Regions from separate parts of the Homo sapiens genome. Here all the other regions are linked to region 2. Evidence: chromatin contacts called from ENCODE Hi-C or POLR2A ChIA-PET data. All regions are on one chromosome and are shown on one strand. The core of a region is the stretch at or near the end of the contact, and the rest is flanking DNA. Distances in the headings are between cores, read along the strand shown.

What was found. Hi-C counts contacts between places; a loop is a spot of excess contacts on that map. ChIA-PET counts read pairs that join two places held with the same protein, here RNA polymerase II (POLR2A). Pooled maps may share reads with other maps.
Region 1: a pooled map shows a loop between it and region 2 (17-fold over the local background). The contact joins the promoter of ALDH16A1 here to the promoter of CCDC9 in region 2. A Hi-C loop is called at or near these places in 9 of 50 pooled maps. POLR2A ChIA-PET finds 5 or more read pairs at or near these places in 2 of 52 experiments (B cell and Caco-2).
Region 3: a loop to region 2 is called in a map with no recorded cell type, with 17 times the contacts of the local background. The contact joins the promoter of TRAPPC6A here to the promoter of CCDC9 in region 2. A Hi-C loop is called at or near these places in 1 of 37 single-sample maps with no recorded cell type and 6 of 50 pooled maps. POLR2A ChIA-PET finds 5 or more read pairs at or near these places in 1 of 52 experiments (GM10248).
Region 4: a pooled map shows a loop between it and region 2 (11-fold over the local background). The contact joins the promoter of RELB here to the promoter of CCDC9 in region 2. A Hi-C loop is called at or near these places in 2 of 50 pooled maps. POLR2A ChIA-PET finds 5 or more read pairs at or near these places in 2 of 52 experiments (B cell and T-cell).

Annotation. Positions count from the first base shown.
Region 1 is chr19:49,451,975-49,454,674 of GRCh38, forward strand. It overlaps ALDH16A1 (aldehyde dehydrogenase 16 family member A1), which reads left to right and starts at 1,251. Exons shown (of 17, transcript NM_153329.4): 1 at 1,251-1,447. The coding sequence starts at 1,358. RefSeq lists enhancers at 1-146, 1-50, 61-110, 1,844-2,700.
Region 2 is chr19:47,255,202-47,257,901 of GRCh38, forward strand. CCDC9 (coiled-coil domain containing 9) reads left to right here and starts at 1,324. Exons shown (of 12, transcript NM_015603.3): 1 at 1,324-1,408. RefSeq lists an enhancer at 673-1,582 and silencers at 1,473-1,582, 1,793-2,032, 2,073-2,122.
Region 3 is chr19:45,176,839-45,179,666 of GRCh38, forward strand. It overlaps TRAPPC6A (trafficking protein particle complex subunit 6A), which reads right to left and starts at 1,399. Exons shown (of 6, transcript NM_001270891.2): 1 at 1,297-1,399. The coding sequence starts at 1,380. It overlaps BLOC1S3 (biogenesis of lysosomal organelles complex 1 subunit 3), which reads left to right and starts at 1,946. Exons shown (of 2, transcript NM_212550.5): 1 at 1,946-1,993; 2 at 2,450-2,828. The coding sequence starts at 2,459. RefSeq lists enhancers at 777-1,720, 1,733-1,802, 1,873-2,192, 2,733-2,828 and silencers at 1,153-1,372, 2,543-2,828.
Region 4 is chr19:45,000,071-45,002,770 of GRCh38, forward strand. RELB (RELB proto-oncogene, NF-kB subunit) reads left to right here and starts at 1,394. Exons shown (of 12, transcript NM_006509.4): 1 at 1,394-1,615. The coding sequence starts at 1,510. RefSeq lists silencers at 1,218-1,627, 1,948-2,227.

The DNA of each region.
Region 1 (2,700 bases), core at 1-2,500, 2.2 Mb after region 2:
TCCTGTATCTATGAAAGCCACACTTCCGGCTGGGCGCTGTGGCTCCTACCGGTAGTCCCAGCACTTTGGAAGGCCAGGGCAAGAGGATCGCTTGAGGCCAGGAGTTCGAAACCAGCTTGGGCAATACAATGAGATAACGTCCCACACCCCATCTCTTAAAAAAAAAAAAAAAGCGCCAGACTTCCACTCTTTCCACAACCAAAACTGGCCCCCTTACTTTGCAGTGAAGGTTGCATTTTCCAAACCTTAATCTCAATGTCCATCCTAAAAGGTACCCTTTTTATCTTTGAATTATCACTTCCTGCCAGCTCTAGATCCTAATACGTCCAGATCTAGACCCGCCAGGTCTAGATCTAGATCTAGACCTCTAGTCAATATAATTAGAAAAGCTGCACTTTGAGGCTGGGAGGCCGAGGTAGGAGGATCGCTTGAGCCCAGGAGTTCGAGACCAGCCTGAGCAACATAGCAAGATCCTGTCTCTACCAAAAAAAAAAAAAAAAAAAAAATTAGCCAGGCTTGATGGCACCTGCCTGTAGTCCCAGCTACTGTGCAGGCTGACGCAGGAGTAATGTTTAAACCTGAAAAGTCGAGGCGACAGTAAGCCGTGATCGGACCACTGCACTCCAGCCCTGGGCGACAGAGGGAGACCCTGTCTCAAGAAAATAAAAGGTAAAACAAAACCTGCACTTCCTGCTACTATAAAACAAGGCACTGGGAAGACGCATCAATAGGACGACCCTTTTTTTTTATTACTATTTTTTTTTTAGACACAGTCTCCCTTTGCCACCCAGGCTGGAGTGCAGTGGCGCGATCTCGGCTCACTGAAACGTACACCTTCTGGGTTCAAGTGATTCTCCCGCCTCAGCCTCTTGAGTAGCTGAGATTACAGGCGCGCACCACCACAGCTCGGCTAATGCTTGTATTTTTAGTAGAGACGGGGTTTCACCAAATTGGTCAGGCTGGTCTCGAACTCCCGACCTTAGGTGATCCGCCCGCCTCGGCCTCCCGAAGTGCTGGGATTACAGCCAAGAGCCATCGTGCCCGGCCACGCCGATCCTCATAAATCCGGAGCCCTCCTAACTATTCGCAAAGTACCCACATCGCCGTCTCCCCTTCCTCCCCGTTTTAAGCAGTGCGCATGCTCCTAAATACGCTTCCCCGTGGGGGACGTAGGCGGGGCCATCGGGTCCTAAGGAAAAAGTGTGGGCGTGGCTGCTCTCTGTATCTTGTAGCCCCACCCCATTCCCATTAGCCCCGCCCCTTTGGGCTGGAACCGGAGGTGTCGCTCTTCGGACCTCAAGGTTCCCCTTAACACAGAGCGCCCCGCAGTCTTCGCGGAAAGCGTTCGGGGTAGGCGATGGCTGCGACGCGTGCAGGGCCCCGCGCCCGCGAGATCTTCACCTCGCTGGAGTACGGACCGGTGCCGGAGAGCCACGCATGCGCACTGGTGAGAGTCTGCCCGGCCGGCGCTGCTCGCTGCGTTCCCCAGGCCTGGGCGCCCGGTTTTTCGCGGGGAGTCCCGTCATCCACTGCGGTAGCTCAGCCGCTCCGCCTCTCTTAGTCCCCGTGATTCCCGCCGCCCAATAGGATCGCGCCCTGTAGGACGCTCCCTTGAGCCTTGGCGGTGGCAGCCTTTTAGTCTGTTCCGGTCTTCCCCACTGGTTCTCTTGCCCCTTGATCCTGAACTCCTCGTAGTGTTTCCGCGGTTTTCCTGAACTCCTCTAGACGCTCTCGTGATTCCTCAGGGTCCCCTCAGAACCTGACGCCACCCACCAGACCCCTTAGGATTCCTGTGAGGCTCCAGTGACCCACAACCCCCATTGTCTTTCCACGACTCTTCAAAACATCCTATGGCTTCCATGGGCCTCCAGAGCACCCCAGACCTCCTGAGGGACTCCCTTCATCCCTTTGATTACCCAGAGACCTTCAGAACTTCCATGGAGCCCCCGTGATCCCATAGGACCCCTCAATACTCGTGGGGTTCATGTGACCTCATCGGAACTCTCAGGAGCCTAGAATACATCAGGACTTCCGGTTTGGGTTGGGTTTTTTTTTTGTTTTTTTTTTTGAGCCAGGGTCTCACTCTGTCGCCCAAACTGAAGTGCACTGGCGCTATCACACCACTGCAGCCTCAACCTCCTGGGCTCAAGCCATCCTCTCACCTCAGCCCCCCAAGTAACTGGGACCAGAGACGCGCGCCACCACTCTCAGCTAATATTTGTACTTTTTCTAGAGACAAGGTTTCAGCATGTTGGCCAGGCTGGTCTCGAACTCCTGGCCTCAAGTGATCCACCCACCTCGACTTCCCAAAGTGCTGGGATTACAGGCGTGAGCTACTGCACCCAGCCACATCAGGACTTCCTGTAATTACTTATGGCCCCTCACAATACCCTCACGGGGCTCCTATGATCTCTCTAGCTCTCAGAATGTCCCATAGGGTTCCCATGATTGTTCAGGAACCCCTGAAGTCCTCGTGAGGGTCCCATGATCCCCTGGGGGTCCTCAGAACCTCCCTAGGACTCCCATGACCCCTCAGAGGCCCCCAGAACCCTCGTGGGGTTCCTGCAAATGAGTAGGGCACCTCAAACTTTCTGTCGTTTCCCCAGGCACTCTCAGAATTCCTTCACGGGGCTCTCATGATCCCCCAGGGTCCCCCAGCACCCAGGCGAAAGGAGCTTAGGCTTCTTTGAGGGGGAGGGC
Region 2 (2,700 bases), core at 74-2,573:
GCTTCAGCCTGTAGCTGGGATTACAGGTGTTACAGGTGCCCGCCACCATGCCTGGCTAATTTTTGTATTTTTTAGTAGAGACAGGGTTTCACCACGTTGGTCAGGCTGGTCTCAAACTCCTGACCTCGGGTGATCCACCCGCCTCGGACTCCCAAAGTGCTGGGATTACAGGCGTGAGCCACGGCGCCCGGCCTATTTTATTTTGAGACGGAGTCTCTCGTTCTGTCGCCCAGGCTGCAGTGCAGTGGTGCAATCTCGGCTTACTGCAACCTCTGCCTCCCGGGTTCAAGCGATGCTCCTGCCTCAGCCTCCCAAGTAGCTGGGATTACAGGCGCCCGCCACCATGCCTGGCTAATTTTTGTATATGTATATTTTTTGAGACGGAGTCTCCCTGTGTCGCCCAGGCTAGAGTGCAGTGGAGCGATCTCGGCTCACTGCAAGCTCCGCCCCCGGGGTTCACGCCATTCTCCTGGCTCAGTCTCCGGAGTAGCTCGGACTACAGGCGCCCGCCACCACGCCGGGCTGATTTTTTTTGTATTTTTAGTAGAGACGGGGTTTCACCATGTTGGCAAGGATGGTCTCGAATTCCTGGCCTCAAGTGATCCGCCCTCCTCGGCCTCCCAAAGTGCTGGGATTACAAGCGTGAGCCACTGCGCCCAGCATTTTATTTTATTTTCGAGAAGGGGTCTGCTCTGTCGTCTAGGCTGCAGTGCGGTGGCATGATCTCGGCTCACTGCAACCTCTGCCTCCCCGGTTCAAGCGATTCTCCTGCTTCAGCCTCCCGAGTTGCTGGGATTACAGGCGCGCGCCACCACAACCGGCTAATTTTTTTTGTAGAGACGGGATTTCACAATGTTGGCCAGACTGATCTCGAACTTCTGACCTCAGGTGATCCGCCCGCCTCGGCCTCCCAAGGTGCTGGGATTACAAGTGTGAGCCACCGCCCACGGCCGGTAGAACATCTGAAGCTTCTAAAGCGAACTCTAAGGTTTCATTGGCACGAGGGGGCTCGAACCACGCCAGGCTTCCAGGCGTCAGTGCCCAGTGCTTGGCATCTACTGATAGAAACCAGGAATGAGGGGCTGGAGGCGGAAACAGCTTGAAGAAAGAGGTAGAGGCCAGGGAGTGAGGACGGTGTCTCCTTTTCCTGGAAGTTGGTAATTCAGGCAGAAGGAAGTTGGATGAGCTTGCGGAACACCCGGGGGGCCAGTCGGCCCCGCTCCCGCATCCATCGCGGAGGCGCGGCCCCTTTAAGGCTCCCGGAAACGGTCCCACAGGACCGGAAGTGACCCTCTTTATTTCCCTTCCTCACGTGGTGCAGGCAGGAAGTGACGCGCCTGGCCCGGGAGCTGCGGTCGCAGAGGCCGACGGAGCCGGAGTCGCGGACGCCGCGGGGTCTCCGGGACAGGTGACCTGGGGGAGGGGGCCGGGAGCGCGCCCAGAGAAGGCGGGGCCTGAAGCCCCACGTGGCGGGGAGTGCGAACAGGCCCGGGCGGGGTCGGAGTTCTCTGCGGGGGGCGGGGACAGGACGCCCACATGGGAAGCTGGAGGGGCGCTGGCGGGGCGGGCCGTTGGGTGGGTGGGCAGGGTCGGGGCGGGGCGTGGCCAGAGCCTGGGCCGGCGGCTGTGGGCGGGACCTAAAAGTTGTGGCTGGACTGTGGGCGGGGCCATAGTGTTGCTTGTTCAGCTGTGTGGCGGGGCTCGGACGCCGGGCGGAAGCTCTGTGGGCGGGGCCAGAAAGTTTTGCCTTACTGGAAGTGGGTCCAGATTCTTGGCCGGGACGTTGGGGGCGGACCCAGAGGCTGACGCAATGGCGGGGGCGGGGCCACAATGTAGTGGGGGAGCCAGGGGGCGGGGCCAGGGTGCTGGCGGGGAATGCTGGGGGTGGAGCCAGAAAGTTTCGTCTGAGCCACGGGCGCGGCCAGAGCGTTGGCCGGGAGGCGGGGAAGCGGGGAGTTGAGCCAGAACCCTGGGGAAGCCATGGGCGGGGCCAGATGCTGACGCAACGAGGTGTGGGAGGGAGTCAGGGGGCGTGTCCAGGAGGTTGGCCAGGCCAATCGGAGGCGGGGCCAGAGGGTTGACTGGGCAGGCCGGGGGCGGGGCTGGAATAATAATAAGAGATGGTAGGGGCGGGTGTAGGCTGTTGCCTGCGAGCCAGGAGGCGGGGAAAGAGCGTGGCTGGGAAAGTCGGGAGCGGGGCCACATTAATGGCCCATGGGTGGGGGCGGGGCCAGAAGTCTGGCGGGAAAGGCGGGGCCAGAAAGTTTTTTCCCGAGCCGTGGGCGGGGCCAGAGCGGTTTCCAGGATGTCGGGGACGTGGCCCTGGCATTCCCAGCCGGATTGAGGCTGGAGCTTTGCACAGAAAATCTGGGGCGGGCCTGGGTAGTTTTGTCCTTGTTGGGGCGGGTGGAGTATTCAGTGGGGCAAAACGCCAGTTCCAGGAAGCCTCGCCAGTGAGTTCTGGGCCTGTGTACAGAATCCTTTCGGGGGAGGCGGGAGGCTGTCGACCTTCCGTAGGGCGCTGGAGACGGGACTAGGACGTCCCTGAGGAAGGCGCGGGCTTGGAATGTTCTCTGAGAGCTTGGGCAGCCAATAAGAGTGGGGTTCGGACTTTCTTTGAGCGTGGGATTGGGAATGTTTCTGAACCTTACCTGGTGGAGCTAGAATATTCGCCTGGATATGAGAGGCACCAGGATGAGC
Region 3 (2,828 bases), core at 149-2,648, 2.1 Mb before region 2:
CTGGCCAAAATGGTGAAACCCCGTATCTACTAAAAAAAAAAAAAAATTGGCCGGGTGCAGTGGCTCACGCCTGTAATCCTAGCACTTTGGGAGGCCAAGATGGGCAGATCACGAGGTCAGAAGATGGAGACCATCCTGGCTAACAGTGAAAACCCGTCTCTACTAAAAAAAATAATAATAATACAAAAAATTAGCCAGGTGTGGTGGCGCCAGCAGCGCTTGTGGTCCCAGCTACTTGGGAGGCTGAGAAGTGGGATGATCGCTTGAGCCCAGGAGGTCGAGGCAGCAGTGAGCCATGACTGCATCACTGCACTCCAGCCAGCCTGGGCGACCGAGCAGGATGCGCGTGCGCGCACACACACACACACACACACACACACAGTCCCGGGCCAGTCACGGTAGTTCACGCCTGTAATCCTAGCACTTTGGGAGGCCCAGGCGGGAGAATCACTTGAGCCTAGGGGTTCAAGACCAGCCTAGGCAACATGGCAAAACCCCATTATCTCTTTTTTTTTTTTCCTGAGACAAGTCTCGCTCTGTCGCCTAGGCTGGAGTGCAATGGCACAATCTTGGCTCACTGCAACCTCCGCCTCCCAGGTTCAAGCCATTCTCCTGTCTCAGCCTCCCGAGTAGCTGGGATTACAGGTACCCGCCATCATGCTCGGCTAATTTTTGTAGACACGGGGTTTCACCATGGCCAGGCTGGTCTTGAACTCCTGACCTCAGGTGATCCGACGGCCTCGGCCTCCCAAAGTGCTGGGAGCTACAGCGCCCAGCCGGCATATTTCATTTTATTATTTGACTCCCCTAGTGAAATGTAAGCTTCACAAGGAAGGGATTCTGTCTTAGAACGGTGCCTGGAATACAACAGACGCTCAATAAGTGGGTGTCGAATAAATAAATGTCCCACGCTGAGGCTTAGGTACGTTATGATACTCATTTTACAAAAGAGAAAACTAGGACACACAAAGATTAAGTCATTGGGTCGCACACCTAGTAAGTGGGGGAGGCGAGTCCTCAGCACACGCCCAATAACAGCATTATTATGATTACTAGCCGCTTACTCAGGCCTTGAGCTAAGTGCTTTACCCTGAATCATCGCGCTCAATTTAGCAATAACCCCGAGCCGGCACCGTCGCGAACGCCACTTTCCAAAGGAGGAAGCCAGGGCCAGACGTTGCCCTGCAAGGCCGGGGCTGGGCCGGGTTCGAACCCGGACGCCTGACGCGCCCTCCGCTCTCCCAGAGGCGTTACCTTGGTGGCCCCCGCTTCCTCCCCACGGAGCCCGGCGCTCACCCCCGGGCCGGGGTCGGGGTCGTGAGCCCACAGCTCAGCCACCATCTCCGTGTGAAGAAACTCAAACAACACAGTATCCGCCATGCCCCCTCCTCGCACGCCTAAAGATGCGCCCAGCGCTTCCAGCTCTCATTGGCCAGGCTTGGTAAGCCACGCCTCTTGCGTCATGGCGCGAGCCCTCCTACTCCGGCTTCCATTGGTGTTTTAGACTAGCCCCGCCTCCCCGCCCCGGACTCAGGTGGTGTGCGCGTGAGCCTGGGACACTAGGGGGCGGGCCTACGCCTTCTCTGGCCACATGTGGCAACATCTTCTGCTCTTACTGCCGTCCCTTCCCTATTTCCGGGTTCTCGAGCATTCCTATTGGCCAAATTACTGGTTACACGTGACATACTCGGCTTTTAAAATCCCTATTGGTCCACTCCAGACTTTCCTCGTCGCACAACCTGGAAGAGCCGGCCCAGCTGTTTCTCTATTGGCGGTTCCTCCATTCATGTGACTCTTCTGCACGCTCACTCAAAGCTGATGCTGAGAACTTGCTTCCTGATTGGTAGCCGGGCGAATCCACGTGACTTGGCCGCTAATGCCCGCCCAACCCGCTCCCCTATTGGTTGAAATCACAGCCCTTCAGCTGCCACGGTGAGAACGCAGCACTCGGGTTAGGAAGCGGATCTCGCAAGCTCCGAGCGTCAGCTGCCGGGTACGGTCTTTGGCGTTAGCGCTTCTCCCATCCCATGAGTGCCCCCAGCAGAGTCCAGTCGGACTGTCATCCTTTCTGCGACTCTGGCGCTGGTCCCGAGCAGCTCACGGGCCCGTGTGCTTCCGGGTCTGAGATTGGCATGGTGGACCAGGTGGAGGGTGTGGCCTCTACTAGGAGGCAAATTCGTAAAGACCTCGGCTTGGGACTCCGGGAACTCGGGCCCCAGATCCTTGTTCGAGCTGGTCTTCAGTTTCCCCATCTGTACGCTGAAGAGCCTGGGGTCCAGTAACCCCCATCATCACCCAGTTTACAGAAGAGGAAACTGAGGCCCAGACGGGGAGCAGCTGACACCAAGTCGTTAAGAGAATCAGCGAAGGGGCTGGGAATCCAGGACCTGCGCCTTTTACCCACCGCGGCGCCGGTCTCACGTGCAGTCCCTTCGCTCTTCTCCCCTAGTTCGGTGCCATGGCGTCCCAGGGTCGTCGGCGGAGGCCCCTGCGGAGGCCGGAGACGGTGGTGCCGGGGGAGGCGACCGAGACGGATTCCGAGCGCTCTGCGTCCTCGTCGGAGGAGGAGGAGCTGTACCTGGGTCCTTCGGGCCCGACGCGCGGCCGCCCCACGGGGCTGCGGGTGGCTGGGGAAGCCGCGGAGACCGACTCGGAGCCGGAGCCGGAGCCGGAACCGACGGCCGCGCCGAGGGACCTGCCTCCACTCGTGGTGCAGCGGGAATCGGCGGAGGAGGCCTGGGGCACGGAGGAGGCCCCGGCGCCCGCCCCCGCGCGCTCGCTCCTGCAACTTCGGCTGGCGGAGAGCCAGGCGCGGCTGGACCACGACG
Region 4 (2,700 bases), core at 144-2,643, 2.3 Mb before region 2:
GCAATAGCGTCATCACAGCTCACTGCAGCCTCAACCTCCCAGGCTCAAGCAATCCTCCTGCCTCGGCCTCCCAAAGTATTGGGGTTACAGGTGTGAGCCACCGTGCCTAGCCAGAACACCCAAATTTTATACAAGCAAAGGAAAGACAACAAACCCTGCATCTGTGGTCTGAGAGCGCCTGGCATCCAACTTAGAACCTAATAGATCACCTAGTCGTTCTCAGGAATATGAGAGGCTTAGGAATGTGATCTAGCCAAATGGCTGCCCCTCTTTCAGCCTGAGTCCCTTCTGCAATAATCCTATCATATGCTTCTGGCGCTGGTGATAGGGATGAGCTCAGGGTTTAGGCACACAGCTCAGGATGTATACGGAGGCTACACTGCTGCCATTCGCAGACTGAATAACTGAGCTTTTGAGCTCAAAGTGGTCTGGGCTATTTATGGGTAACTTTCAGGGGCTGCAGGGAGGAACAAACCAATAAATAAAACATCCATGCATTCATCCAATAAACTTTTTTTTTTTTGAGATGGGAGTCTCGCTCTGTTGCCCAGGCTGGAGTGCAGTGGCACGATCTCAGCTCACTGCAACCTCCGCCTCCCAGGTTCAAGCTATTCTCCTGCCTCAGCCTCCGGAGTAGCTGGCATTACAGGCGCACACCAACACGCCCAGCTAATTTTTGTATTTTTAGTAGAGATGGGATTTCACCATGTCGGTCAGGCTGGTCTCGAAATCCTGACCTCGTGATGTGCCTGCCTCGGCCTCCCAAAGTGCTGAGATTACAGGCATGAACCACCGCGCCCGGCCTCCAATAAACATTTATTGGGCACCTACGGTGTTCCAGGCGCTGGTCTAGGCGTTGGGGTTACAACAACGCACAAAACATAAATTCTGAAGCTGACACGCTAGCTTTAAACGTTCCTTAAATATCTTCATCCTCAATTTACGGTTGAGGAAACTGAGGTGTAGCGAGACCTTGGAGGTTTCCGAAATATTATTATGGATGGCAGGTGTAGAGCCCTGCCAACCTCTCGATCCTGAAGCTCCCCTTCCAGCCTGAGAAACGGCAGGTTCAAGTCCCACTGGGAGACCAAAGCGGGGAGCGGCTCAGTTTGCCGGCTTGCTCAATGGGTAAGGCGTGATGGCTCTAAGCAGGCCTCAGTTGTCTCGTCCAGAGCAATGGGCAGCGACGCCTGCCCAACCCCTCCTGAGCGCCCAGCCTCCCTTTCCCGGCCGGCCCCGCCCCCGCGATCACGTGACGCGTGGGGGTTTTCCCGTTCCCCAGGCGTGACGTCACGGCGGGGTGCAGACCAATGGGCGCGCAGGCCGGCGGCGCCGGGGAATTCCGCCGCCCCGCCCCCGCCCGCCGCCCGCCCGGCCCGGCCCCGCGCCCCGCGCAGCCCCGGGCGCCGCGCGTCCTGCCCGGCCTGCGGCCCCAGCCCTTGCGCCGCTCGTCCGACCCGCGATCGTCCACCAGACCGTGCCTCCCGGCCGCCCGGCCGGCCCGCGTGCATGCTTCGGTCTGGGCCAGCCTCTGGGCCGTCCGTCCCCACTGGCCGGGCCATGCCGAGTCGCCGCGTCGCCAGACCGCCGGCTGCGCCGGAGCTGGGGGCCTTAGGTAAGCGGGGCTGGGGTTCAGGAGAGGGGTCTGGGGCGGGGCTGGAGATGCGGGGATTCTGGCGGTCCCGGAGTAGTCTGGGGGTTCCTATGGGAGTCTAAGGGTTTCGCGGGGGCAGAGTGAGGGTTCCTGAGACACTGTATTAGGGCGTAGGAAGAAGGCAGAGGGTGATGAGGGGGTACGGCCCGAGGTTCGAGCGAGGCGTCCCGCTGTAGAGTGAGAGGGGGCGGGGCCTGACCCTGAGGCAAAGAAGGGGGCGTGGCCTGACTCAGAGAAGGCGGAGCGAAAGCTGCTCTTGGGCGGTATCGGGGCGGGGCCGGGCCCAGAGAGGGAGAAGAGGGGCGGGATCCGACCCGGACTATGAGAAGAGGGCCGGGCCTGACTCAAAAAAGGAAGCAGGGCCCTACGCTGAGGGGTGAGGGGGCGGGGCCTGGCCGTGAGGGCAGGAAGGGGGCGGGGCCTGAGTTGGCCGAAAGAAGGGGAAGGGGCGGGGCCTGACTCTGGCCGAGTGGAGGGGAAGGGCCTGTTACCCAAAAAAGCAGGGCGGGGCCCGACACAGAGAATGAGGAGGGGGTGGGGCTTGCCTCCAGACGGAGAAGCGGAGCCTTGACATTGAAAAAATTAAAAGTGGTCTGACCCTGACAGGAGGATGTTTTTTTTTGTTTGTTTTTTGTTTTTTTCTTTTGAGATGGAGTCTCGCTCTGTCGCCCAGGCTGGAGTGCAGTGGCACGATCTAGGCTCACTGCAACCTCTGCCTCCCGGGCTCAAGCAGTTCTCCTGCCTCAGCCCCCCGAGTAGCTGGAATTACAGGTGCCCGCCACCACACCCGGCTAATTTTTGTAGTTTTACTAGAGACGGGGTTTCACCATGCTGGTCAGACTGGCCTCGAACTTCTGACCTCAGGTGATCCGCACGCCTCGGCCTCTCAAAGTGCTGGGATTACAGGTGTGAGCCCTTGTGCCCAGCGGGATGGGGACTTTTTAAACTGAGATTGAGATGGGGTCCCCTCCAGGCCCAACTTTAAGGGAGAAAAGGAGCGGGCCCTGAGTGTGATGAAGGGTGGGGCGAACCACAGAAACTAAAGG